Linked DNA regions of Homo sapiens: regions 1 and 2 are each linked to region 3. The links are chromatin contacts, found by Hi-C or POLR2A ChIA-PET in ENCODE. All regions are on one chromosome and are shown on one strand. Each heading gives the region's core, a stretch centred on a gene start or an enhancer-like site at or near the end of the contact. The rest is flanking DNA. Distances are from core to core; before and after follow the strand shown. Region 1 overlaps CUX1 (cut like homeobox 1). Region 2 overlaps CUX1 (cut like homeobox 1). Region 3 has its middle 59 kb from the start of MYL10.

Evidence for each region. A loop is a pair of places that touch in the nucleus more often than their neighbours do. ChIA-PET counts read pairs that join two places held with the same protein, here RNA polymerase II (POLR2A). Pooled maps may share reads with other maps.
Region 1: a map of tibial artery shows a loop between it and region 3 (2.6-fold over the local background). The contact joins two enhancer-like sites. A Hi-C loop is called at or near these places in 1 of 168 maps with a recorded cell type or tissue (tibial artery) and 2 of 50 pooled maps. POLR2A ChIA-PET finds 5 or more read pairs at or near these places in 1 of 52 experiments (GM12878).
Region 2: a loop to region 3 is called in a pooled map, with 5 times the contacts of the local background. The contact joins two enhancer-like sites. A Hi-C loop is called at or near these places in 1 of 168 maps with a recorded cell type or tissue (OCI-LY7), 4 of 37 single-sample maps with no recorded cell type and 9 of 50 pooled maps. POLR2A ChIA-PET finds 5 or more read pairs at or near these places in 2 of 52 experiments (H1 and activated CD4-positive, alpha-beta T cell).

The regions. Positions count from the first base shown.
Region 1 is chr7:102,139,816-102,143,432 of GRCh38, reverse strand. The region is part of intron 8 of CUX1 (cut like homeobox 1); the gene reads right to left. Among named protein-coding and RNA genes, the nearest start is that of SH2B2, 150 kb to the left of the region's middle. Within about 2 kb of position 2,217, at least 5 of the 41 ENCODE cell types and tissues checked have a DNase peak (open chromatin) inside an H3K27ac peak, as active enhancers do; they include GM12878, where a contact is called at or near this core.
Region 2 is chr7:101,980,359-101,984,164 of GRCh38, reverse strand. The region is part of intron 2 of CUX1 (cut like homeobox 1); the gene reads right to left. Among named protein-coding and RNA genes, the nearest start is that of CUX1, 160 kb to the right of the region's middle. RefSeq lists enhancers at 2,144-2,253, 2,284-2,403. Within about 2 kb of position 2,149, at least 7 of the 41 ENCODE cell types and tissues checked have a DNase peak (open chromatin) inside an H3K27ac peak, as active enhancers do; they include OCI-LY7, where a contact is called at or near this core.
Region 3 is chr7:101,686,185-101,689,817 of GRCh38, reverse strand. No RefSeq gene overlaps it. Among named protein-coding and RNA genes, the nearest start is that of MYL10, 59 kb to the right of the region's middle. RefSeq lists a silencer at 1,137-1,266. Within about 2 kb of position 1,330, at least 6 of the 41 ENCODE cell types and tissues checked have a DNase peak (open chromatin) inside an H3K27ac peak, as active enhancers do; they include GM12878 and OCI-LY7, where a contact is called at or near this core.

The sequences.
Region 1 (3,617 bases), core at 968-3,467, 450 kb before region 3:
GCTGGGTATGGTGGTATGCACTTGTGGTCCCAGCTACTTTGGAGACTGATGTGGGTGGATCGTTTGAGCCCAGGAGTTGGAGGCTGCAGTGAGCTATGATCGCGCCTCTGTGCTCCAGCTTGGGTGACAGAGCAAGACTCTGTCTCATAAAAAAGAAAAAGATTGTTAGCCAAGAACAGAGAATGGGAAGAAAATGAATTCTGGAAGGGAACCCCCCAAGTACCATCTGACCCAGGAAGGGAACTGTCATGGTGAGAGGCCTACACTTAGGTGATGGAGGAAACTGAGGCACAAGTTCCTGCTGTTGACATCGTGGGCCGGCAGCCTGCCATCCATTGAGCCCCCTGGCCATGGGACAGTTACAAAGACGCAGGCAACATGGCTCCTGCACTCCGGGGACTTGCCCCAACTGTGCCAGGAATCACGGGTAGACAACAACCTGGCAGGAAATGGGGACCGGTTGTTACTTCTTTACTTTCAGATTTGTTTTTATTATTATTATTATTTTTTAATAGATGGGTCTTGCTCTGTTGCCCAGGCTGGAGTGCAGTGGTTTGACCATGGCTCACTGCAGCCTTGAACTCATGGGCTCAAGAGATCCTCCTGCCTCGGCCTCCCAAGTAGCTGGGACTACAAGTGTGCATCACCTCTCCCGGCTAATTTTTAAATTTTTTGCAGAAACAAGGTCTCACTATGTTGGCCAGGCTGGTCTTGAACTCCTGTCTTCAAGTGATCCTCCTGTCTCGATCCCCTGAATACCTGGGACTACAGGTGTGCACCATTACACATGGCTAATTTATTTTTTGTAGAGACAGGGTCTTGCTCTGTTGCCCAGGCTGGAGTGCAGTGGTACTATCATGGCTCACTGCAGCCTCAAATTCCTGGGCTCAAGTGATCCTCCTGCCTCAGCCTCCCAACTAGCTGGGCTTACAGGTGTGAACTACCACACCTGGCCCTAGTTTCAGACTTTTAAAGGCTGTTTAGGAAGGGATGCTGTTCTGTCATCTATACCCATTGTTTTTAACAGTCTCCTTCATGTTTTAGTGTGAAACTTCGCCAGCAAACCTTCCTACAGGTGGGAGTACTGCTTGCCCAGTTTCTGCATTCTCTCTTTCAGAACCACCTTTCAGGTTCTGTTTGCCATTCCTGGTTTACTTCACCTGTGAGCATCCCGCCTGTACCTCCAACAGACGCTGCCCAAGAATGCGCCAAATCATATTTTGGACAAGACGCGGGCTTCTCTCTCTCATCTGCCTCCTGCGCTGCACAAAAGACACACCACAGGGGAGCAGTGCAGACCTACAGAGGAAGACTGCTAGGATTTCACAAGTGGGGAAACTGAGGTGCAGGGCGGCGCAGTGGTGCATGGGCTCAAGGGCATGGTAGGCAACCTGTCTCTACTAAAAGCCTGGCCTTTACTCCCAAGTACAAGGGTTTCTAATGACTTTCTCCCCTAAGTACTGTGTGGTAGGAAGTGTTAAGGAAAGGTTGGGACCAGGCATGGTGGCTCACGCCTGTAATCCCAGCACTCTGAGAGGCTGAGGCGGGTGGATCACTTGAGGTCAGGAGTTCAAGACCAGCCTGACCAACATGGAGAAACCCCGTCTCTACTAAAAATACAAAAAAAAAAAAAAAAAAAAAAATTAGCTGAGAGTGGTGGTGTGCACCTGTAATCCCAGCTACTCGGGAGGCTAAGGTGGGAGAATTGCTTGAACCCGGGAGGCACAGGTTGAAGTGAGCCAAGATTGTGCCACTGCACTACAGCCTGGGCAACAGAGTGAGAGCCTGTCTCAAAAACCAAAACAAAGCTTTGGTGGCAGAGGCAGAGAAGCTAAAACTAAGAATAAAAAAAATTTCTGATTGCATACTAGTTATCGCTCTCAGCTTCCTCTCCTTCCCCATCCCCAAGCCCAATCCCACTTCCTGGGCCCACCTCCCTGGCTCAGGTCCCAAATCCTGGCATCTTCTGACCAACCCAAGCTCCTTCAACCTTCTTCCACCTGGTTTTTCCCCAGTAAAGTCAATGCTTGGCTCACCTGTGGCTTCAGAGTTCTATAGATTTGTCCACAATTCCCTCCCCGCTTAATTGCCTTGCACTTAAGTTAGCTGGTGGTTTCCTGTACCCCGCAGGGCTGGGAAGTGAAACTGAAGACCCAGGCAGTGGAGGCACGAGAACGTTCATAGGAAAGACAGCATCCTTCCTCTTCCTCTCGCTGGCACCGAAAGTCTGCCTTTCGGCAGGCTAAGTACCTTTTTTAGGGCAACTTGAAAATGAATAATTCAGCGGTTCCTATTCTGCTTGTGAAGTGTTAGACAAACAATTCAGATGGGGCCAGACTTGCTGGCCCCACGAAGACCGTCCGTTCCCTTCACTCTGACATCATTGGATTTGGCCATGAATCTTTAAGAACGCCCTCCATCCTGTCTAATCACTAAAATACCACAAAGGAAGTTCACAATACTTAGACGTAGCGAAAAAAATAGAAAGGTTAATTGCAACAAGAAGTTTTCCCTCCTAGCCAAGCAGTGTATCAGGGTGGCATAGTAATGCTGTTTTTTTTTTTTTTTGAGACGAAGTCTCGCTCCATCCCCCAGGCTGGAGTACAGTGGCATGATCTTGGCTCACCGCAACCTCTGCCTCCTGGGTTCAAGAGATTCTCCTGCCTCAGCCTCCCCAATAGCTGGGATTACAGGCGTGCACCACCACGCTCAGCTAAATTTTTTTTTGTATTTTTAGTAGAGACGGGGTTTCACCATGTTGGCCAGGCTGGTCTTGAACTCCTGACCTCAAGTGATTCTCCCGCCTCGGCCTCCCAAAGTGCTGGGATTACAGGTGTGTGTCACTGCACCCAGCCTCGAACTCTTAACAATAAAAAAAACACATAGAGGCTGGGTGCAGTGGCTCATGCCTGTAATCCTAGCACTTTGGGAGGCTAAGGCAGGTGGATTGCCTGAGTTCAGGAGTTTGAGAATAGCCTGGCAAACATGGTGAAACCCCGTCTCTACTAAAATACAAAAAACTGGCTGGGCATGGTGGTGTGCACCTGTAGTTCCAGCTACTTGGGAGGCTGAGGCAGGAGAATTGCTTGAACCCGGAGGTGGAGGTTGCAGTGAGCCGAGATCGTGCCATTGCACTCCACCCTGGGTGACAGAGCAAGACTCTGTCTCCAAAAACAAACAAACAAACAAACAAACAAAAAAACAAACCCACATAGGTAGAGCATGTCTTAGTCACACCAAGCTATTGAAGAGTTGGGCTTTATTCAAAGCCAAGCCTTAGAAGTCATCTTCCCCACTGAGCTATGCTCCTTTAAATCTCAGACTTCACTTAAGAGCTTTATTGATGCTGTGTCTTGTGTTAAATCCACCTCAAATACTTTGTTGGAAGTAGGGGTAATGAAAGTTTTAAGGTAAAAAGCTAAACAAAAAACAACTTTTCTGGTTTGGTTATAGAATTTGTTTTGGGCTGAGCAGAGTGGCTTAGACCTGTCATTCCAGGACTTTGGGAGGCTCAGGTGGGAGGACTGCTGGAGGATCGCTTGAGGCCAAGAGCTTGAGACCAGCCTGGGCAATGTAACAAGACCCCGTCTCTACAATAAATTAAAAAAAAAAAAATA
Region 2 (3,806 bases), core at 900-3,399, 290 kb before region 3:
CACACACACACACACATATATATATGTGTGTGTGTATATATATATATATATATATATATATATATATATATATATTTTTTTTTTTTTGGGGGGGGACAGAGTCTTGCTCTGTCACCCAGGCTGGAGTGCAGTGGTGCAGTCTCAGCTCTGTCACCCAGGCTGTAGTGCAGTGGCACAATCTCAGCTCACTGTAACCTCTGCCTCCCGGGTTCAAGCGATTTTCCTGCCTCAGCCTCCTGAGTAACTGAGATTACAGGTACATGCCACCACACCCGGCTAGTGTCCCCTCCAAATTTCATGTTGAAATGTGATCCCCAGTGTTGGAGGTGGGGCCTGGTGGGAGGTGTTTGGGCCATGAGGGCAGATTGCTCATGAATGGCTTGGTGCCCACCTCCTGGTAATGAGTGAATTCTTGCTCTGAGTTCTTGTGAGATCTGGTTGTTTAAAAGAGTCTGGGACCTCCCCCTTCTCACTCTCTCTCTCCCCATGTGATATGTCAAGTCCTCTTTGCCTTCCATCATGACTGGAAGCTTCCTGAGGCCTCACCAGCAGCAGATGCTGGCGTCATGCTTCTTGTACAACCTGCAGAACCATGGGCCAAGTAAACCTCTTTTCTTCATAAATTACTCAGCCTCGGGTATTTCTTTATAGCAATGCAAATGAACTAACAGACTCACACATAATTGTTCACTGCAGTCAGTGGCCATGGGCCCAGGGCACCCCAGGGTGGGCACAGAGGAAAAAAACTGAACCACCTCATGCCACCGAGGGAGGAACCACTGGTGGGAGGATGGGAGGGGTGTTAGAGAAGTTTCCTGGGGCTGGAGACCACACCTGGGCTGAGGTTTATGCAAATAGCTGCTTTTGTCTTTCTTTTTCTAAGAGGTTGTCACCCAAAGAATAATTATTTTATGGAGACCAAATATAACAGCATTAAAGAAAGATCTTATATTCAAAACACGTATATGCCCATCCCACATCCCCAGCAGAACTTTTTCTTTTGGTCACACAGCCAATGACATAAACATCTCCGTCCTTCTGAACAGCACTGGTGATTTTACATTTTAGTGGCTGTATAATATTCCTTCCTGTTGAGGTGGGCCGTCAGGAACTGTTGGGTGAATGAATGAATGACTAGTGCTTTCCTTAGGCACAGGACGTGGACACTCACAAAGCGCTTAGACCCACACCTCTGTGGGTGTCCTGACACCACCCAGAAAGGGGATTGATTAAAACTGTCCCTGTTGGGGAAGGAGAACATCACACACCGGGGCTTGTCATGGGGTGGGGGGAGGGGGGAGGGATAGCATTAGGAGATATACCTAATGTAAATGACGAGTTAATGGGTGCAGCACACCAACATGGTACATATATACATATGTAACAAACCTGCACGTTGTGCACATGTATCCTAGAACTTAAAGTATAATAAAAAAAAAAAAGTCCCTGTTGGCTCACACCTGTAATCCCAGCACTTTGAGAGGCCGAGGCAGGCAGATCGTTTCAGGCCAGGAGTTCAAGACCAGCCTAACCAACATGGTGAAACCTCATCTCTGCTAAAAATACAAAAATTAGCCGGGCATGGTGGCCCGCATCTGTAATCCCAGCTACTCAGGAGGCTGAGGCATGAGAATCACCTAAGCCTGGGAGGCAGAGGTTGCAGTAAGCCAAGATCACAACACAGTACTCCAGCCTGGGCGACAGAGCAAGACTCCATCTCAAACAAAAAAGAAAAAAAGAAAAAAAAAAGAAATTTAAAAACTGTCCCTGTTTTGCAGGTGAGGAAATTCAGGAGACCCAGTGACTTGTCCTCCTGTCTCTTGCACTAATTCTAAAGCTGCTGCCCTAGCTCCTGGCCTTCCCTACCAGCTCATAACACCTTGGTGAGAAAAACGAGGCAGCAGGGCACACTCAACTTTTCTCACTTACAGTGGAAGATGTCAGCAGTCACAGCTATGGAGGAAGAGAAAGCTCTCAGGGGAAACTACTTTTTACTGCTATGTTATTGGTCAGGGCTGAGTCATACATTTCAGCCTGCAATGCAGGTAGAGGGAAACTCTAGCAATCAACAGGCAAGAAAATACCTGCCAAGATCGACTTGGACAACCTCATGGGTTTGGTTTTCTTTCTTCCCTTTTCTGCTTGCTTATTTTAGGCCATCTTGGTGAATACAGAAAGCAACAGTTAATTTTCCCTCCCACTTATGTGGCTGAGCGAAACCTCCCTGGTTTTATTAGAGTCAAGACTTGAAACCTGGCCAGGTGCGGTGGCTCACGCCTGTAATCCCAGCACTTTGGGAGGCCAAGGCGGCAGATCACTTGAGGTCAAGAGTTCAAAACCAGCCTGGCCAACATGGTGAAACCCCGTTTCTTCTAAAAATACAAACATTAGCTGGGCGTGGTGGTGCTTGCCTGTAATCCCAGCTACTCAGGAGACGGAGGCAGGAGAATCGCCTGAACCAGGGAGGCGGAGGTTGCAGAGCCGAGATCGCACTGCTGTACTCCAGCCTGGGCGACAGAGCGAGACTCCGTCTCAAAAAAAAAAAAAGACTTTAAACTTCAGAGCCTCTGACATTTGCATTCACGATTCAAACACCACTGGGGAATGCCTGGGATATCATTTTAATAAGCACATTATCTGTAAAAGAGAGTGGCTAAGACTCACATTGCCAGCCTGGGAATGGCTGGCCACTCTCTGTGGCCACCAATTGGCTATTCCACGTAGCCCAGGCCACACTGAGTGCCCTGAACTGAGATTTATCATTCACTCTACAAATAATTTCAGTACCTGCTACATGCCAGCCACTCTTTCATTCACAAAAAAGAAGACATGTTTTTGAATTCAGGCAACTTACATCCTCATGCGGCAAGACAAGTAAGAAACAAACACATACTATGTCAGGAGAGAGGAACTGTGGTAGAAAACGTCCTGCAAGGGAAAGTGAGGCGTGTGTATAGGTTGGGGGAGGAGGGGGCCGGGGACACAGTACTGGCTCAGGATTCACAAAACGGGGGGTATTCATGTCAGGACCTCTCCCTGTTCAGGAGCTATGCCAAAAGAGGCCTCTCCCTAGGTCATCTCCCTAGGCAAGCCTGATGTCCACAAATTCATTTTTCCATTTATTATTTTTGCAATTAATTGCAAAAACCACAATGACTTTTGCACCAAACTAAATATTGCCTGAAATTTCCAAAGACGCAGCATGTGACTCGGTAGCTAAAGGGGGAAAGAGCATCCCTAGAGTTAAGTTCCCAGGACATTGAACTCAAAGGCCAGATTCAGAGAGAGGAGTCAGGAAGCGCAGGTGCTGTGTTCGGGAGAAAGTCCCACGGGGTGTGGGGCACTGTGGCTTCCAGGTACATCCGTGCGGACGGCGGGCTGGTTCTCGGGGCCTTCAGGAGCCCTGTTCTTGGGCCGGGGGTCACAGAGTTAGGAGACGGCTGGCTGGCTGAACAGTTACAAGCTGGCCTAGAGCAGAAGAAGGTGGTTTATGTCACCGCACTCTCCCCTGAGTCAGAAGCGGGAGAGGTGTCTCCAGGGTCTGCCTGAGTGAGAACCAATCTGCCACCTACTTTGGATTGTGTCATTTTTCACTCAAGTGCCAGGTAGAGAACTGGTCAGATTCTTCAAAATGAAGATTTTTATTGTTTTAATTGGAAACAGGGTCTCCCTCTGTCGCCCAGGCTGGACTGCAGTGACACAATCACAGCTGACTGCAGCCTCGACCTCTCGGGTGGAGCAATCCTCCCACCTCAGCTTCCCCAGTAGCTGGGACCACAGGTGCATGCCACCATGCTCAGCTACTT
Region 3 (3,633 bases), core at 81-2,580:
CAGCCTTCTTTTCTTTTATGAATATAGTGACAGATCTTGGTTGGTGTCTAGTCTCTTCTGGTTTGCTGTGTGACTCTGCACTAGTCACTTGGCCTCTCCGGGCCATAGTTTTATCATCTGCCCTAAATGCCCTTTGAAAAGTTTCTTTGTAAATGGGGTGTTTGGGGCGTGCTACAGGCTGCCGATGGACCAGCATCGTGGTGGTGGTGGGCTCTCAGCTCTTCCTTCACCTGGCTGAGTTCACTATTGTGTCTGAGCCCGGGACCATGGGAGGCTCTGATGCCAGTTTCCTGAGGCTGGGACCCAACCGAAGCCTCCACTTAGGGATCAATCAGGGAGGGCTTCCTGTAGGAGTTGATGCCAGAGTGGGCCCTGGTGAGGCTGGGGAAACACCTTTCCCGGCAGGACGATCAGCCATTGCAAAGACCAGAAGGCAGCTGTAGGACAGTGGGAGTCTCAGAGGGACAGAGGTAGGGCATAGAGTCAGGGACGTCTGAGCGTGGCCCAGTCACTCTGCCTCAGGGTTTAGTTTTGGGCTGGGAAGGAGCTGGAAGGGCTCATTGTGGTCAGAGTTGGGGCACCCCAGGGCATGGCAAGGGCATCTGCCAGACCTGGGTTCCAACCCTGCCTTGGCCATCCACCCCCATGTGACCTTGGGCTTTGAGCCCATCTTCCTCGTTGGTAAAACGTCTAATAGACATGTTGGGAGGAGTAAATTAAAGCAGCTCCTTGCTCCTGGTACAGTTGGGGTCTGCCCCTTGCCCCCTTGGTTTTGGGGTAGTGGCACCCTTGAGCCTTCTCACTCTCACACGGGGCCCTAAAAACCACTACCCCCAAACTGAGGGAGAAAACGCCTAGGCGAGGAACTATCCTGGAAGGATGTGAAGAGGAACTATCCTGGAAGGATGTAAGTGAGGGTGCACCCTCACTTAGGGAGCACCGCCTGGGCCAGGCCTTCTGCCTGGCACTCAGCATGCCACCCTCCCTTACTCCGTGGACTGGGATTCTCCTGGGTGGCCCCTCCCTCCCCACGGTTGATTCCTATTCGTCCACTTTGTCCTGCGTCCCAGAGGCATGGACAGGCCGTGCACTCCAGGTCTCCTGCTGAGGGACCGGAGAGGCCCCTGGGACCACGGGAGCTGCCGAGGGCTAAGGATGCCAGGGGTGGGGAGGGAGGGTGGTGGAAGGGTTCCCGGGTGCGTGTTTGAGCTTTGGGGCGAGGCTGGGGCCCGGGGAGTGAGGACCTGGGGAGTGGAGACCCGGTTGGTGGCAGCGCGGCCCCTCCGGTCTATCCCGATCCTCGTTAGCGCGGCGCCACCTAGCGGCGCCCGGGGGAAGCGGCGGCTCGACCTCGTCCAGAGCGCCTCGTGGGGTCCGGAGTTCCCCGTGCTTCTGCTGCGCCCTCGGGGAGCGAACGACGGGCAGGGGGGACAGGAAGGGGCCGCCCTGGCCTCGGCCAGAGGAGCAGGAGGCGAGGGCAAGGCTGTAACTCCTGACACCTAAGGGCCTGGATGCCCGGGGGAAGAGGCGGGAGGAACGAAGTCAGGGCTGACTCAGCCCTGACCTTGGACCTGACCTTGACCCCAGGCCCTGTAGTTTGCTTCCTTAACCCCAGTTTCCATGAACAGAAGCCTCCACTTAGTCCCATCAGGGAGGTCAAGGGGGAGGCAAGAGAGGAGGGATGTCCAGCCTGGGCAGGGAAGAAGGTCAGCCCTGGGAGTGCAGCAGGGGGGTGGCGGGGGCTGGGTAGGGTGGGCTCAGGGTGCACTGGGAGGGACAGGGGACAGGAGGCACAGGCTGTGGGTCGCAGGCCCAGGATGGGCTGCGGGGTGGGACCTGTGGCAGAGGATCCCAGAAGGCAGTGAGGCCAGGGCTGCAGGGTCTCCTGTCCACCCAATAGGACCCCACCCTGGTTCCTTACAAGTAGGAGGTCCCCAAGCCATTGCCCATATCCTGACCCCCTGTCCTGCAAGCCACAGCCTCTTCCTCCCTCCCCTGTCACTGAAGGACCAACCAGGAATACAGTGTTTAAGTCAAGCAGAATGGACACATCTTTAGGGAGCCCAACGGTGGGGTGCCAGGGTCTGAATGGCGCTGTGTGTAGGGGGGTTATATGCTCGGCTCCCAAGCCTGGGGCAGGTCATTCTGGCTCTGCCCAGATTCCACGCTGACTTTGGGCAGACCAGCATCTTCCCCAGCAAAAGGCCCTGTGGCATGGGGAAATTCCTGCGCATGAAGCTGGAGATGCACGGTCTATGGGTGAGTGGACCCCAGTACTACGGTGGAACCCCCAATACTGCAGGGGCACCTCAGTGCAAGGCAAGGCCGTGCACACCTGTCGTAGGACACTGAGAGACATTAGCGTAGTGATGATGCCTATGTGTGTATGTGTGTGGTCTATGTGAGTACAGCTCTGTGTGTTAGTGTATGTGTGTGCATCTGGTGTGTGACTACATGTCTGTGTGTGCGTGTTTGTGTGTGTCTCTGTGTGTTAGTGTGTGTATTCATTTGAATGTGTAAATACATGTCTGTGTGTAAGTGTGACTCTGTGTGAATGTCTGTGTGTGTCTTTGCGTTAGTGTGTATGTGAATGCATGTCTGTGTGTGCCTGTGAGTATGTATCTGTATGTCAGTGAGTGTATATGTGAATGCATGTCTGTGTGTGTACGACTGTAGTGTGTGTGTGTGAATGTGTGTCTGTGTGACTAGGGGGTTGGAGGGTGTGAGTGGAGCTCTGGGCAGAGTGGTCCCTGTGGCTGTACAATTTGGAAAATGCCCTCTATGCCCTGCCCACCTCCCTGGGGCAGGGGGTGCCGTCCTATTTCCCTGGTGAAGCCTGCAAATTCCTCCTGGTGTAGGGGGTCCCCTTCTCTCCTCTACCTCCCCTCCACGTCTTGCCCACAACCCACAGTCCTGCTCTTTGCAGATGCCCTCTTGGGCTGTGTCTGCTGAGGGGGGCTCGGGGCCACCCTACTTCGTGACTTCAGCCTGAGAATCTTTTTATTTATTTATTTTATTATTTTTTTTTCTGAGACTGAGTCTCACTCTGTTGCCCAGGTTGTAGTGCAGTGGCATGATCTCGGCTCACTGCAGCCTCTGCCTCCCGGGTTCAAGCAATTGTCCCGCCTCAGTCTCCCGAGTAGCTGGAATTACAGGCATGCGCCACCATGCCCAGCTAATTTTTGTATTTTTAGTAGAGACGGGGTTTTGCCATGTTGGCCAGGCTGATCTTGAACTCCTGACCTCAGGTGATCCATCTGCCTTGGCCTCCCAAAGTGCTGGGATTACAGGCATGAGCCACTGTGCCTGGCCCAGCCTGAGTCTTGTATAAGGAGATTCAGGTGGAAAACAACGAGGACATAAAGCTATGTGGTGGTGCTTTAAAAATCAAAATGTGGGCCTGGCGCGGTGGCTCATGTCTGTGATCCCAGCACTTTGGGAGGCCGAGGGGGGCGGATCACCTGAGGTCAGGAGTTTGAGACCAGCGTGAGTAACATACCAAAACCCTAGCTGTACAAAAAATTTAAAAAATCAGCCGGATGTGGTGGCACGTGCCTGTGGTCCCAGCTACTTAGGAGGCTGAGGCAGGAGAATGACTTGAGCCCTGGAAGTCAAGGCTATAGTGAGCTGTGG